Regions from separate parts of the Homo sapiens genome. Here region 2 is linked to region 1. A link is a loop called in an ENCODE intact Hi-C map of the cell type or tissue named here. Cell type or tissue: MCF 10A. All regions are shown on one strand.

What was found. A loop is a pair of places that touch in the nucleus more often than their neighbours do. Peaks named below come from ENCODE experiments on the same cell type or tissue, not always from the same donor. Only the 100,000 strongest peaks of a DNase experiment are listed, where the experiment ranks them.
Region 2: a loop joins it to region 1, with 31 times the contacts of the local background. A loop is called at or near these places in 8 of 110 quality-filtered maps.

What each region holds. Positions count from the first base shown.
Region 1 is chr21:39,515,187-39,523,186 of GRCh38, reverse strand. GET1-SH3BGR (GET1-SH3BGR readthrough) reads right to left here. Exons shown (of 14, transcript NR_146618.2): 14 at 7,683-8,000. It overlaps SH3BGR (SH3 domain binding glutamate rich protein), which reads right to left. Exons shown (of 7, transcript NM_007341.3): 7 at 7,683-8,000. Among named protein-coding and RNA genes, the nearest start is that of SH3BGR, 67 kb to the right of the region's middle. In MCF 10A, a CTCF peak has its summit at 4,686 (motif pointing left); a DNase peak (open chromatin) is centred at 4,676.
Region 2 is chr21:40,116,993-40,124,992 of GRCh38, reverse strand. DSCAM (DS cell adhesion molecule) reads left to right here. Exons shown (of 33, transcript NM_001389.5): 20 at 665-798. Among named protein-coding and RNA genes, the nearest start is that of MIR4760, 91 kb to the left of the region's middle. In MCF 10A, a CTCF peak has its summit at 3,846 (motif pointing right); no DNase peak of the experiment used is centred here.

The DNA of each region.
Region 1 (8,000 bases):
AGGGAAGAATACCCAGATGAAAGAATCTAAACAGCAGGTCTTGAGTCCCAGATCTATCCACTAATGGGAAGTTTCAGAGATACAATTGCATTGCTAGGGACAGTAGGGAAAGTCTGCCCCAGTAGGCAGGCAGCCTGTCTGTACATGAAGGGTCTTGGAAAAGGGGTTCTTGTTCTTCTCTGGTACACCATTGCAGACACAGCTGGTGCTTCTCTCATGGGTATGCAGCATGGATGCACCTATGGTCAGCCTTCTGGTACAATTCAGGGTGATAGCATCCCCACAGGAGGAGCACTCCTCAGATTTAGGCTTGCGTGGGAGGCAGAGTCACAACCCCTCTCTACTTGGAACATCAACATTCCTACAGATGAAAAGAAGTGCTTGTCTGATCTGAATAGCCAGAACACTGGGACAGGAGTGAAGCTGGGAGGTAAGTAGTTTTCCTGCTGGCCTGGCAGGGGAGCTGAGGTAGCTCCCACCCTTTACCCTGATAAAACCTTAGACATCTAATTGAGAGCTCCCTCAGACACCTTCATCAAGGCTGGAACCTGCGCCCACCACTGGGTATTACAGCTACCTACCTGTTTTAGCTACAACTGGTGTCTACCCAGGGTTACCTCCTCTACTGGCCTGAAGCCTAAATCATCAACTCAGTAAATAAAATGCTGGGGAAAAATCAAATACATTTAAAAACTGTTCACAATGGGAGAATGAGATAAGCTTCAAGAGATCCTTGCTATTCCAACCATGTAGGAGACAGTGAACTTGCCCATACACCAAGTACATAAATACTACAGCCAACATCTGGGAAAGCCAGCACACAAAGACTCTCTATAACTAAGGAACTCATACGGAGTCTTCCCCCCTAAAATCACCAAGAATCAAATTAGGCTATAATAAACTATAAACATTGAAGTCAGACCCTTAAGAGAAAAAAAAAAAGAAATTAAAGAAAAAAATACAGTCAAATACATTCAAGAACAATTTGAAAAAATAGTCTACCCAAATGAGAAAGAACCAGAGAATTAATTCTGGTAATATGACAGAATAGGGTTCAATAACACCCCAAAAGATCACACTAGCTCCCTAGCAATGAATTCAAACCAATCTAAAATCCTTGAAATAGCAGACACAGAATTCAGAAGATTGATTATTAAGCTACTCAAGGAGATACCAGAGAAAGGTGAAAAACAAAATAAAGGAATTTTTTAAAATTCAGGATATGAATGAAAAATTTTCCAGAAAGATGGGTATCATAAAGAAAAACCAATTAGAACTCCTGGAAATTAAAGACACACTTAGGGAAATACAAAATGCAGTGAAAAGTTTTAAGAATAGACTAGAACAAGTAGAAGAAAGAATTTCAGAGCCTGAAGACAAGGCTTTTGAATTAACCCAATCAGAATCAAAATAAATGAACAAAATCTCCAAGAAATATGGGATTATGTAAAATGGCCATACCTAGTATAACTGGTGAAGGAACTCAAACAAATCATCAAGAAAAGAACAAATAACCCATCAAAAAGTGGGAAAGGACATGAATAGACATTTCTCAAAAGAAGACAAACAGCCAACAAACATACAAAAAAAATGCTCAACATCACGAATGCAGGGAAATGCAAGTTAAAACCACAATGAGATGCTACATTACTGCTGCAAGAATGGCCATAATGAAAAAGTCAAAAAACAATAGATGTTGGTATAGATATGGTGAACACTTTTACACCACCAGTAGGAATGTAAAATAGTGCAATCACTATGGAAAACTGAATGGAGATTCTTAAAAGAATCTCCAGACTACATACATAGAACTACCATTTGACCCAGCAATCCCACTACTGGGTATCTACCCAAAGGAAAAGAACTTATTGTATGAAATGGACACATGCGCATGCATGTTTATAGCAGCACAATTCACAATTGCAAAGATATAGAACTAACCTAAGTGCCCATCAACCAACAAGTGGATAAAGAAAATGTGGTATATATACAACCACGGAACACTACTCATCCATAAAAAGGAATGAAATAATGTCATTTGCAGCAAACTTAGATGGAGCTGGAGGCCATTATTCTAAGTGAAGTAACTCGGGAATCAAAAACCAAATATCATGTGTTCTCACTTATAAGGGAGCACTAAGCTGTGAGGACACAAAGGCATAACAATGATATAATGAAATTTAAGGGATTGAGGGGATGTTTGGGAGGGGGTTGAGGGATAAAAGCCTACATATTAGGTACACTGCTTGGGTGACAGGTGCACTAGAATCTCACAAATCACCACTAAAGAACGTATCTATGTAAACAAAAACTACCTGTACCCCAAAAATTATTGAAACAAAAAGTGCATCAAAAATAAGAAAATACACAGAGAAGAAAAAAGAATAAAGAACAATGAAGCAATCCTACAGGATCTAGAAAGTAGCCTAAAGGGGTAAACCTAATAGTTATTAGCCTTAAAGAGGAGGTAGAGAAAAAGGTAGGGACAGAAAGTTTATTCAAAGGGAAGGTAACAGAGTTTCCCATACCTAGAGAAAGGTATCAATATCCAAGTACAAGGCAGTTATAGAACACTAAGCAGATTTAACCCAAAGAAGACTACCTCGAGGCATTTATAGTCAAATTCCCAAAGGTCAAGGATAAAGAAAAGATCTTAAAAGCAGCAAGATAAAAGAAACAAATAACGTACAATGGACCTCCAACAGACTTTTCAGTAGAAACCTTACAAGCCAGGAGAAAGTGACATGGCATATTTGAAGTGCTGAAGGGAAAATACTTACCCCAGAATAGTACATGCAGTGGAAATATCCTTCAAACATGAAGGAGAAATAAAAACTTTCCCAAAAAAACAAAATGCATGCTTGTACCAAAATATCTCATATAACCCATAAATATATACACCTATGTACCCACAAAATTTTTAATTTAAAATTAAAAATAATTTTTTAAAAAGCAGGGACTACAGAGAAACCTGACCTGCTACAAAACGAACTAAAATTCATGTCATGGGATTAAGACGCACTCATTAAACCATCCTCAACTAGAAGGAGTTGTTCTCTCAGCTAAAAATACCATGTGGGGCTGGTTGCAACTCTGGCACATCACTGCGTGGCAGTTGATAGCTCAGAACCAAATGAGTTATTGGTGTGTGTGTGTCCTTCCGCATCAGTGGGCAAGATATATCCAAGGACAACCAGGCTGGAAAAGGCAGGTGGCAGTTTTAGTATTTTCTCTCTGCAACCTGAAACTTCGGATCTGAGGCCACTGACCAATTTCTAGAACCCTGTGGGTGGACAGTGACCCAGTTCCCTCTGTAACTGGCGCTGGTGGTGGCGGCCACAGCTAGCGGCCCAAAGAACTGGAAGATGAAGGTAATGGAATAGACCTCTGATGGTGCAACTAAGAAAACAAAATAGGTGGATAGTAAGTGAGAAGGGCAAGGCACCTTGCACCAGGGCCCGAACGGCATCGAGTCTGAAGACAGAATGCGAGGACCAAAGCCAGGCGGAGGAGGCGCTCTGGGGCCAAGGCGCACACTGCCCACGGCCAGCCAGGCACCGTAGAGGAACCGTACTGTGGTCCAGGACCGAGAGGAAAGGGCTTGTTGGGAAGGCTGTTCGTGGCTTTGGAGTGGGACACAGGTATATCTCAGCTTCGGTTCAGCCATTGCCGAAGTACTGAATTGAAACCCGGTGCCTCAGTTTCCTCCTTGCCAGATAAAGATGGTATCCACCTCATCGGGTTACTGTGGCAACACACGAAGCCTTTAATACAGAGCCCGGCTCATAGCAGGCACTCCGTTAGTGTTAGTGAATAAAAATAATAGGAAAGCCCACACCCTGATTGTAAGCCTAGACTGTGAGCTTGATTCATGGGAGTCTGCCTCGGAGGTTTCTCTCACCTCCCCTGACAAGATCCGGGTGCTAAATCTACAGAATGCCGGACTGGAACCAGGAGCCCCCCAGGTTAAGCCCCCACTCCACGCCCCCTCTATGCTACTCACACCTGTCCACCTGAGCCCCTCCCCAACTGGAATCTTCCACACCTGAGTACATTTCCGCATCATTGAACAATCTCCTGACTTCTGATTTGGAAAACAGCCAGATGCACTGATACATTTTAAAGATTTCCCAACTCAGTTTTACTACTTCCAAGAAAGTCCTTCCAAAACAAAGTAGTGAAAAAGCCAAGTAACCTAGACAACTGTGAAAGGAATGCCTTTGTTAGGATCGTGAATATATTTCCAAATATTTGGACATATGTTCTATTCGAACTAAAAGTCTTGCGAAAGAAAAGGATAATCAACCCCTTCAATAATCAGAGTTCTGTTTTTACTTATTTGATAAGATAGAACCCCATTAGAGGCTAAAAGACCCCGTATCTTTATCAAAATTGTCAACATGCAATCAGTTGTTGACTGAATTTAGGCTCCTTTTGTATAATGCAAGGATGTGCATTCAAACAATAAATGCACATTTGGCCCAAAATAAAGTTATCTTGGATAAAAGCTTTATAAATGATACACTAATTAATTCACAAATTAATTATAAGTAGAGTTTTTGTCTATTTTCCTCCATCTGGTTGACAAATACCTCTTCCCACCTTCTAATGTCAACTAGCAGTACCCTGACTCGGGTTCACAGCCAGGGGACCTCGGGGGCAGCGACACCATAGCAAGAAGCTTGTCTTTTATCGCCACCTAATGGCCATTCTCTGTTATTACAATGTACCAGGCCCTTCACACCTACTTGCCGTGCTTGCACAGGTGTTAACAGTTAAATGAGGTGCGGTTTTTTTGTTTTGTTTTGTTTTGTTTTTGAGAAAGGGTCTTGCTCTGTCACTCGGGCTGGAGAGCAGTAGCGTGATCAATGGGCTGGGCTAGAGTGCTGGCTCAAGCAATCCTCCCACTTTGGCCTCCCGAGTAGCTGGAACTACAAGCACACGCAACCATGCCTGGCTGATTTTTGTATTTTTTGTAGGGATGGGGTCTTGCTATGTTGCCCAGGTTGGTCTTGAACTCCTGGGCTCAGGCAATCCACCCACCTCGGCCTTCCAAAGTGCTGGGATTACAGGCATAAGTCACCACACCTGGCCCGGGTAAATGAGTTTTGAAAGAAAACATTTGTAGGCTGGGCATGGTGGCTCACGCCTGTAATCCCAGTATTTTGGGAGGCTGCAGTGGGCAGATTGCCTGAGGTCAGAGTTCGAGACCAGCCTGTCCAACACGGTGAAACCCCATCTCTATTAAAAATACAAAAATTAGCCAAACATGGTAGTGCAGGCCTATAGTCCCAGATACTCCGGCAGCTGAGGCAGGAGAATCACTTGAACCTGGGAGACAGAGCTTGCAGTGAGAGTGCCACTGCGCTCCACCCTGGCGACAGAGCGAGACACTGTCTCCAAAAAAAAAAAAAGAAAAAAAATCTGTAAATATTTCCAAAGAATCTTTGCAGGCAATACAGTTCATTCTCTTCCTATACCTTTCACATTTCATTGAGAAAACTAAGAACTCAAAGACAACCACAAAGGAAGATTTCAGTCCAAAGAAACGAGAGGGAGCCCAGGAGAGGAGAGTGGGGAAAGGAGAGTGTATTGTTCAGTGGCTGGAAAAAAAATACACTCAAATTTTTGTGTAGTTGCTTTTCTAATTAAAAAAAAAAAAAAGGAAAGAAAAGAAACAGTTCCTTTGCGTGTTCAGGCCTCCTTTATACTATTAAACCAAGCTCTTTGAACTTCGATTCACTTCAGATCATCATGCAATTATTCCATTTCTCTGGTCTCTTTTGGTTTTTCTTCAAAATGATTTTCCTTATTCACTTGGGGTTTCCTTGTGAGTTATTCTTTTTTACAGATTCACAATGCTGCTTAGTTTCTAGAAGCTTCCTATATTGAAAAGCATTCAGATTTTTTAATCGTATTTTGATACCATACAGTCCATATCTGGGATTCTCCTCACTGTGCCACTGGATTGCTAACCATGGAAGGCTGAAGGGACAGCTGAAGCCAAAACTAGAAGAGAACTGATACCATCCATAGGGTACTATTGATCTAAGTGATTTTTGCATTTCAGTGATACTTTAAATAAAATGAAACAGGAGCAAATACAAATACCCTTCTAAGATGTTAATGTTTCTGACTACAGGAAAACAATATAAGAAAAAATTAATTCAATTTAAATAAGTGGTCTGGGTTTTTATCTTTGCTTATTGTCAGCATAGATATTTATTTTCTTTTTAAAATATGAGAAATAGCAAGGTGGGCAGATCTCTTGAGGACAGGAGTTCCAGACCAGCCTGGCCAATATGGTGAAACCCTGTCTCTACTAAAAATACAAAAATTAGCTGGGCGTAGTGGCACGTGCCTGTAATCACAGCTACTCAGGAGGCTGAGGCAGGAGAATTGCTTGAACCTGGGAGGCGGAGGTTGCAGTGAGCTGAGATCCTGCCACTGAACTCCAGCCTGGGCGATAGAGCAAGACTCTGTTTCAAAAAAAAAAAAGAGAGAGAGAGAGAGAGAAATAGGAGGAAAATTGGCACCTAACTAAATCTATCTCCATCCTACTCTGCCATGAAAGAGAGAAAAGTCAGCCCTGAGCAAGAAGAAGAAAGTTAAGGCCTATTTGTGTAGGGGGTTGTTGTAAAAATTATGCAAGCTTTTTAGATAGGACATAATTTAGTGCAATGAAATTAAAAGTAGAAATTAATTTTCAATTATATGAATTTCCATTTTACTGTGGTCTTTTACCTTAAGCAAAGGGAGAAATGTTTTTAACACAGACTACTTCAATGATTGGAAACAAAATAACCTAATTCTATTCAAAATGCCTTTTTTTGTTACTAGGGTAACAAGAAAAGAGCCGTTTCCCAGAGTTCATGACAGCCACGAGACTTCTGCAACTGCAGAATACACTCTGAAATAACACCAACAGACTCTGCTGCAAAATTAGGAGGCAGACTCCAGAGGGGAAAGTTTATGCCACTCCAAGTTGAATTGCCATAATTAACATGAAATAGGAAAAGAGCACAGCAAGGAGATGAGCCCCTCTGACAATACAGGAGCAACATTTGCTGCAAAAACACAAGGAATCACACATAGGCAGGGAGGTAGCAGGGGGAATATCAAAATCTTACAAGGAAGAAAAAATATCTACAGTAAACTGAGGCAGGCAGGTGAGCAGAGAAATGCTATCAAACTTACCTGGTGTACAAGTCATTGGAGCTGGATCAGCTGTAGGTGAACACACACTCCTGGCCATCAGGAAGAAAAATTACAGGACCCGTCTCCACAGCCATGGCTACAAATCAATCAACAGCAGGAGAAACAGAAGCAGCCACTCCCTTCAGCTCAGAAACGTGTGAAGGGCACTGGGTTGCAGATTTCTGTCCTTACCATCATCCCTCCTTACCATCATCCCCACACAAGTGGATGATAAAGTTACAGTTAGATAAGGCTTCAAAGATGATACGCACAACGTGTGTGTAATAAAAAAAAAAATACGACGTAATGAGACAATCAATGCAATTGAAAACATGGACCAAATAATCAGTGCAATAAAAGACATCGATCCCAACGCAGACAGAAAAGTGCTGCTGAAGATTTAGACTTGGCAACAGACAGACGGAGTTCAGGCATATGCAAGCAGAGACTATAAATAATGAAATGATGCTCCTTGGGACAAGATATTTTTCTATTAATCTTTATTTATATGATGGTTCTCTGGAAAGCACTTCATTTTAAAACCTGTTTCTGAGATAAGTAGCATAAGGCGCATTTGAAGAAATACTATTGTTGTATCACAGAGAACTTCCATGCCTTGAAATCATTTTTTTCAGAGTATTATTAATAAGATGGTCTAGCTATGCAGAGCAAAAAAGAAAAAAAAATCTTCAAAAGCCAAGACTGTCAGGCACATGAAGGTATGCATAAACGGTCTTCACATTTAATTTTGTATGATTCGGGAGATACCTCCATGTACATCTAACCAGGTCAGGCAGCATAAG
Region 2 (8,000 bases), 600 kb before region 1:
TCCCCAGTACATTCAAAGCCAAAAACTGCAGCAGAAATGAGACTGATCCAGAAGTTAATTCTCCAGTTATCCAGAGGCAGGAAGTTGCCAGGGGCTGAAATGGGTTGGGAAGACTCCCCAGGACAAGAGGGACTAGAACTGACTGTATTAGGTCCTAGAGCTACAAAGGACCACAGACTCCAACATTAGGAATTTATTTGCTGTCTCTGAGTTCTGGAGGCCAGAAGTCCAAAATCAAGGTGTCTGCAGGGCTGGTTCTCTTTAAGAGCTTTGAGACAAGCATCTGTCCTGGGCTTCTCTCCTTGGCTTATAGATGCCCTCTTCTCCCTGTGTCTTCACATCATCTTCCCTCTATACATGTCTGTCTCTGTGTCCAAACTGGCCCTTTTTATAAGGACACCAGAAGTACTGGATTAGGGACCACCCTAACAAACTCATTTTAACTTGATTACCTCTGTAAAGACCCTACCTCCAATTACAGTGTCATTCTGTGGTCCTGGGGGTTAGGACTTCAACATATGCATTTGGGGGGACACAGCGGAACCCATAACGCTCATCCTGAAAGAGCTGAACAGTAAGTGCGGAGTGGGGTCATGTTGGGAAGCGTGGGTCCGCAAGCCCAAGTTGAGGCCCCACCTTGTGACTAAACACACGGCTCTTCCAGTTCCAGGTCCTCCCGCGGGTGTGAAGGCAGCGGCGGCCTCAGCCTCCATGGTCTTTGTGTCCTGGCTTCCCCCTCTCAAGCTGAACGGCATCATCCGAAAGTACACTGTATTCTGCTCCCACCCCTATCCCACAGTAAGTTGGTAAATAACCAAGTGCCTTTCAAGCGTCTGCCAGGGACGAGCTGCAGGTGCTCGCACTGGACAGTTTCGTTCCTTTGTTTCCCACCTACCTGGGTCTTTCCAGTGGTTTTGTTTTGCCCCTGCTGTCTCCACATACAAAACAAAGTCCTCATTTACACCTCATTTGAAAATACGCTCCTGAATCATGACAAGGGGGACAATTGTCTGGAATTATTGTTTATTTGGTGAGTTCCCACTAAACTGCCAGCAGCCTGATCAAAATCAAAACCCAGAGGCCTTGATTGTGCCTTAATTGATAGTCAGTGGACAACACCTATTGATTTTACTGTTGGACTCATCATGATAAGCACTTCACGCCTTCCCTCCCTCCCTTCTCCCTCCCTCCCTCCTTCCCTCCCTCCTTCCTTCCCTCCCACCCTATCCCTCCCTTCTTTCCCTCCTCCATCTCTCACAGGGAAAAGAATAGCAGGCAAAACCCTATTGTGCTAGAAATGAGGGACTTTAATGAAGATCTATTACCCTTACAGTTACAGCAGTCAGCCTGGTTCATTGTGAAGGAACTAAAAGTTATTTACTATTTCAAAGTGTGGTTTTTGTTATCGTTCATATTATTCCTGCTGAATAATCATTATAAAGTTAGACTGCTTCTGAGACCACACCAAAACATATCAAAAAGGGAAATTTTAAAGAAAAGAAAACATTAAAATGACCCACCAAAATTGACGATGTCTTCATGGAAACATTATGACATTTTCTGCAGCAGGTGCCATGTCTCTTCCATCTTTGTATCTCCAGCTCCCAGCATAGAACTTGACACATGTAGTCATTCACTAAGCGTTTGTTGAGTGAATATACACACTGGTTTTGTTTCCTTTCTGGTAAAATACACATAACGTAAAACTTACCCTCTTGACCACTTTGATTATTGAGTTCATCAGTATTACATACCTTCACGTTGTTGTGAAGCCATCACCACCATCCATCTCCAGAACTCTACAAAACCGAAACTCTGTCCCCATTAAACACGAATTCCCTATCCTCCCTCCCACCAGCCCATGGCACCCACCATTCTACTTTCTGTCTCTGGATTTGACTCCTCTAGGGACCTCATGCATGTGGAATGATATAGCATTTGTCATTTAGTGACCAGCTCGTTTCACTTGACATGATATCCTCAAGGTTCATCCATGTTGTAGCATGCGATGGAATCTCCTTCCTTGTTAGGGCTGAAAAATATTCCCAAACAAATTTATGGATTAATCTTTTAATCAAGGTGATATGTTTGCCCAAGCTCAGAGTCCACAGGTGCCCCTGAGGCCTGGTGTACCCCAACAGTGAGTGTGTGAGAGTGTGTGGGCTTGCTTGGCCCATGAAGTTCCGTCTGTTGCTGAAAAAGCAAGGTGTGTTCTCTACTGCTTATGCATTCATGGCAGTACTCTGCCCTTGAAGTCAATATGTAAACGTAAATAGTCAGAGTTAGACTCCACAACATTTTTCTGGGCTTCTTATGTGGTTTTCAATATGCTGTTAATCCTCACTTACTGAATCCTACTATCAAAGCCCAGAGATGGAGAGCAGCGTAGACACTGAAAAAAAGCTGAGCCATTGTGCCCTCAATGCCCAGGGTGGCTTCTGCTTTTCTGCTTATCACTGACATGTCCCGTATTCACCAAAGAGAGACAAAAATTATTGCTGAAATAAAGTATACTCATTTTCCACTAGAACTTGAATTGCATCTGTATTAGTATTCACTCATTCATTCATTGATCTCTTTGCTATGGGATTCACGGTTGCTCTTTTGACTCTAACAGGCTAGAAAGCACCTAGCAGGGTATAGAAAGACCAGCAGCTTCCTCTCGTTTTGTCTTCTCAATCATCTTATCTTTATCTCTGCACTAAAAATCCCTACCTGGCTTACTTGAAATGAGTCCTTAGTGACTGATGCTTACTGAGAAAGCCCCTATTTGTGGATGATACAGGCTGTATTTGGCTCTGTCCTCCTGGCCTAAGAATTACATACAATAGAAAAGGAAGAAAAAACATCCTATCCTGAAAACAAAGTCACACAGGTGTTGTTAGATGGGGTAGAAACGCATTTCCCCAGGATTTCTCCTGTCTCTTCACCCACAGAACAATGGGATTTGACCTGCCCAGGATCTTAACAACACACTCTCAAAAGGGACAGTAATGAGGGCCAGCAAGGCACGGTGGCTCACGCCTGTAATCCCAGCACTTTGGGAAGCCAAGGCAGGAGGATCACTTGAGGCCAGGAGTTTGAGACCAGCCTGGCCAACGTATGAAACTCCGCCTCTACAAAAAATACAAAAATTAGCCAGGTGTGGTGGTACATGCCTGTAATCTCAGGTACTTGGGAGGAGCTGAGGCAGGAGAAACTCTTGAACCTGGGAGGTGGAGGTTGCCGTGAGCCAAAATGTCACCACTGCACTCCAGCCTGGGCAACAGAGCAAGACTCTGTCTCAAAAAAAAAAAAAAAAAAAAAAAAAAGACAGTAATGAGAGCAAACCCACCAGAAAAAGGTGGGAAATAACAGCTGAGATTTTTATCAGGGTATCTCTGTGTTGCCTTTTGACCATATTAAAAAGACTAGAGACATAGAAATATGATGGGCAGGTGCCTGTGTTCTTCCAGGAGATAATACCTAGAAAGTGTTACAAGGAGGTCCCAGAACCCCAGAGCATCTTAATTGAAGTGAAGTGAACTAAAAACAGTTCCCTCTCCATATCCACCTTCCTGTCTATCTATCTCAACCATCATTTAAGAGCACGAGACCTATTTTTTACATCAAATAGTATCAGTGAGAGTCAAGCTCAGAGACAATTATTTCTCTTCAGAGGTGAATACTTGTAAATAGTATCCATTATTCTGTTTTAAATATGAAATGATCAAGAAACTTTAAAGTACAGGAAAGAGGGTGTTTTTTTGTTTTGTTTTGTTTTCATCAGTTTCTGCAATTTGACTTTCAGTCGGTAAACTAGATGCTGTCAAGTTTTCCAAGGCATTTGCATTTCTGGCTATGTGTGCGAATGACCACCAGAGGACAGTATGAGCTCTAGATATTTTCCTTGCTCATAAATCTGAATTTTTTTTTCTTTGAAATGATTTCATAGTTAAATGTAGAACATAGGGGGATAAATCAGGACACAATATGCCTTGTAATTTGGTCCCTTTTATAAGAGTCCCTCAGCTAACCTCCTCGCTGATGTCATTTTCTCTCAAGATCCCAAATTCATCTCCCCTTCTTGGGAAAGAACCCTGTTAAAATAGACAAGCTTTTTTCTCTAATATGTGACATATAATGTCTGCTGATAGGCATTTATTTCATGGTGCTCTCTCAGTTTAGCTTAGAAAAAGACATTAGAATTTGAAACTTGCATGTGGCCAGATGACAAGTTAGGGTAACTGAGAATGAATCTACAAACAGGTTGTCTAAAGATGATGTGGACTGAACATGAACTTTCCCTCGGGGGTCCAACAGTGCAATGAGATATTAAACTCCCCAATCAGAGATTCAAACTGCAAAATCTCAAAAGTCATTTGATTCAGAGCCTCATCCACATAATTTGTGGATTCTGGCTATTAATTTTAATATATAGTGGTTTGAATGATCAAACAATCTATTATAAGCAATGAAAATCCAAAGACGTGAGATAACCCTTTTAAGGTCCCAGGAAGAAAACAGCCAAGCTTCATTTCCTCCCCAACGCTCCCGTCTACATAAAAGCAGTCTGAAAAACTTTCACAAACAGACTGCTTTTACTATATACACATTAAATAAGCATTATGATATAGACATTGTCTGTTTCACAATGCTAATCTCATTTGCGGAGCTTAGAAATGTAAAATTAGGAAGCACAGACTTCTCATTAATGAAAACTAAAAATCAGAAGGCATAAAATATCTCTGAGCTGTGATTCACATTGGTTATTCCAGCTTCAGATGATAATGTTATTCAGTTCCTGTACATAGTAGGTGCTCAATAAATGTTGCTGAGTTAATCAGTGAGAATACACCACTACTCTTCTTACCCAGAAGACCTGGGCAATTAAGTTCTCCACATTGTAGCCCATAACTTAGAATTAAACAAGTCTTCTGGGAGGCAAAGTAACTCACCAGGTCCAGACAGCTTCCCACCCCAGGCAACAGGTGTGTGTTTGCCTCCCAATCAGCCACAGACTGCATCAAATAAAGCCATAGTCAGGCTGAGAGCGAAAGGGGACTTCCGAGAACCAGAAATGTGCAGGAATCTCAAGGAGTGGAAAAGTGGTATAACGTGGAATCTGGAAAGCAGCATCTAACGTGCTCATCTGTATCTACAATGATACTCATCGCTGTGTTCATTCTTCCTCTCTCACACGGAACACGGACCTCCTGGCTGTATTAAAACGTCGTTCCTCCCTCCCAGTACCCTCCCTATTTCATGTCACTGTAGCATATAGTGACGCTACTAGATAGCAATTTGCTTTTAAAATCCTCCTTCTCTTAGCTTCCATTATCATGTTTTTTATTCTTTGTTGCTTCTTGTCCCTCTGCTTCCCACCCTTAAATGTAGGCATTTCCCAATATTCTTCCTTTATCTCTTAATATTCTTCACTATCTCTGTGGATCATTGAATCTGTTCTTATAATGTAACTATCATCTGAAATTAAAGAGTTCGCATTTTTTATCTCTATCCTGACAATCTTAGAGAACCGTCAGTCCTATATTTCCAGCTTACCACCATCTGCGTACTCAGGAAGACCTCTCCAGTACTTCGCATTCAATGTGCCCACAAACACATTTATACTTGTGTCTCCCTCTTTTCCTGTGTTCTGATTTAGCTTACGATCTAACAAAATCTGCTGCCTTCTGACCAGAAGCCTTCAAGCTACCTATAGTTCCTCTCCTAATCATTTATTCATTTTTACCACAAATAAACATAGAGCACTACTCTTACACCAAGCTCTGAGCCAGGTTCTGAATCACATCAATCAAGAGATGCTGAGTTAGGGGGCATCACAAACAGGCCTGAAACCTCAGTGATTTACAACAACCATACAACAACCAATGGTTTTATTTTTCTTTCACGATCATGCTCATTGTGAGTATGTGGTAGTACATGCCATGCTATCTTCACTCCAGGAAGGACCCAGGCAGGTTTCATGACAAAGAGAAAGAAATCTCTGAGGCGCTGACATAGGCAGGTAAACGCTCCAAGCACAAATCACGAGCCAGAATCTGTCATAAGATTCTGGTCCATGTCTTAACCACAAAGGGACCATGACGTACGCTCCAAACCCATACCCAGAAGTTCCAGGGAAGGCAGGAAACACTAGACAATGTCACCCTTCTGTGTGATGTGACAGAGGACACAGCAATGATGTGCACAGCACAGTGCAGGAGCGCGGACTGGGTGTCACTCAAACATACGGCCAGAGATGGTTGCTTGGAACACATAGCTAGCCCTGGCTTGCAGGAAGAGAAGAATTTTACCTGATGAATCAGAGGCAGGAAAGGGTAATATGATCAGAGGAAATAAATGAGCAAAGTGACATCATGTCACAAGAGCTCTCTGCAATGTCTTTTTTGTTGTTTGTTTGTTTTGAGACGGAGTTTCACTCTGTCGCCAGGCTATAGTGCAGTGGCGCAATCTCGGCTCACTGCAACCTCCACCTCCCAGGTTCAAACGATTCTCCTGCCTCAGCCTCCTGAGTAGCTGGGATTACAGGCACCCGCCACCCCACCAGGCTAATTTCTGTGGTTTTAGTGGAGATGGGGTTTTCACCATGTTGGCCAGGCTGCTCTCAAACTTCTGACCTCAAGTGATCGGCCTGCCTCGGCCTCCCAATGCAATGTCTTCTTAATCTCCTTCCTTTCACACCCAATGCCATTGCCTTGCTTCAGGTCCTCCCCTGGAGAATCAAAACCAAGTCAGAAGCCTTCCCACTGCCAGGCTCAACTCCCAGTCTGTTGTCCACATCCCTGTCACAATTCCTTTTTCCAATTCTGAATCTGAGCATGTTATTTCCTAGTGCAAATTTATTGGATGACTTCGCAGTTTTTACCTAAAGACATTCAAAATTCTCAATATGACCTAGATAGATTTCCACAATCCAGCTGCATCTCCTGTCTAGTTTCATATTCTAAAAACCTTCTTCCATCCAATATCTAAGTAATACCATGTCTCATATGTGTCTGCATTTGTGCACGTGTGTGTATGTGTGTGTGTGTGTGTGTGTGTACACGTATTGGGTTTTTCTTACCTTTTCCATTCCATCCTCTTTGGTAAAAATGTTTATTGTTTAAAGCTCAACTTAAATGCTGTATTTTTATTTCACCACTTTTTATCACTGGCTACACATTAGGCACCGAGTGCCAAAAGCTTTATACCTATGGTTTTTGAACTTGCCCTATGGTGACCCACGATAGAAAATATAAGTTATAATCACGCCACGAAAGTACTCGCACACCACAAACTTACATTTACTACACGTGATGCCCTCCGATATTTTCTGTTCCATTTGACTTTTTTTCTATTCTATTTCATTTTGTTTTTAAAGTGATTGTCATGTTCCATTAAATTCCTCCTATGACTCACATTTTTAAAAATACTGTTTTGCATCAGTTAATTCTGGTGACTACCTTACGCAGGAGGTGTTATGATTGTTATCTTCACTCAGTGATACTGAAATGAAGACTCTGCAATCTGGCCAGGGTCACGCAGGTTAGCAAAGGAAGATGGGATCTGCAACCCACAGCGGGCTGAGCTCTTTGTCCTCATGCTTACCTGCCTTCCCTGGGATCCCAGTTCCATCCTGCCCCAGTACTCCCAGCACTGACTTTCAACCTCACTTTGACATAACCACAATCTCTTGCGTTATTGTTAGACATGGGCATAGACTGGCAAACCTGGTATTGTGCTGAAATAGTGGATGTTCCTCAAATGTGTGTTGAATTAAATTTTATAGATGATGACTGTGAGTCATCTAAAAGAGGTTAAATTGTGTAATGAAGCTGTAGCTTAATAAGGCAAGAAATTGTGTTATGTACTTTGGGATGCTTTGTATCCCAGAAGGATTTGGATCAAGTGCCTGTGCTTTTAAATCACTTACATAGAAATCATTCTTCCATCATTTTATTTAAATGACTTAAGGATGAATCTTTTTTTTTTTTTTTTTTTTTTTTTTTGAGACAGAG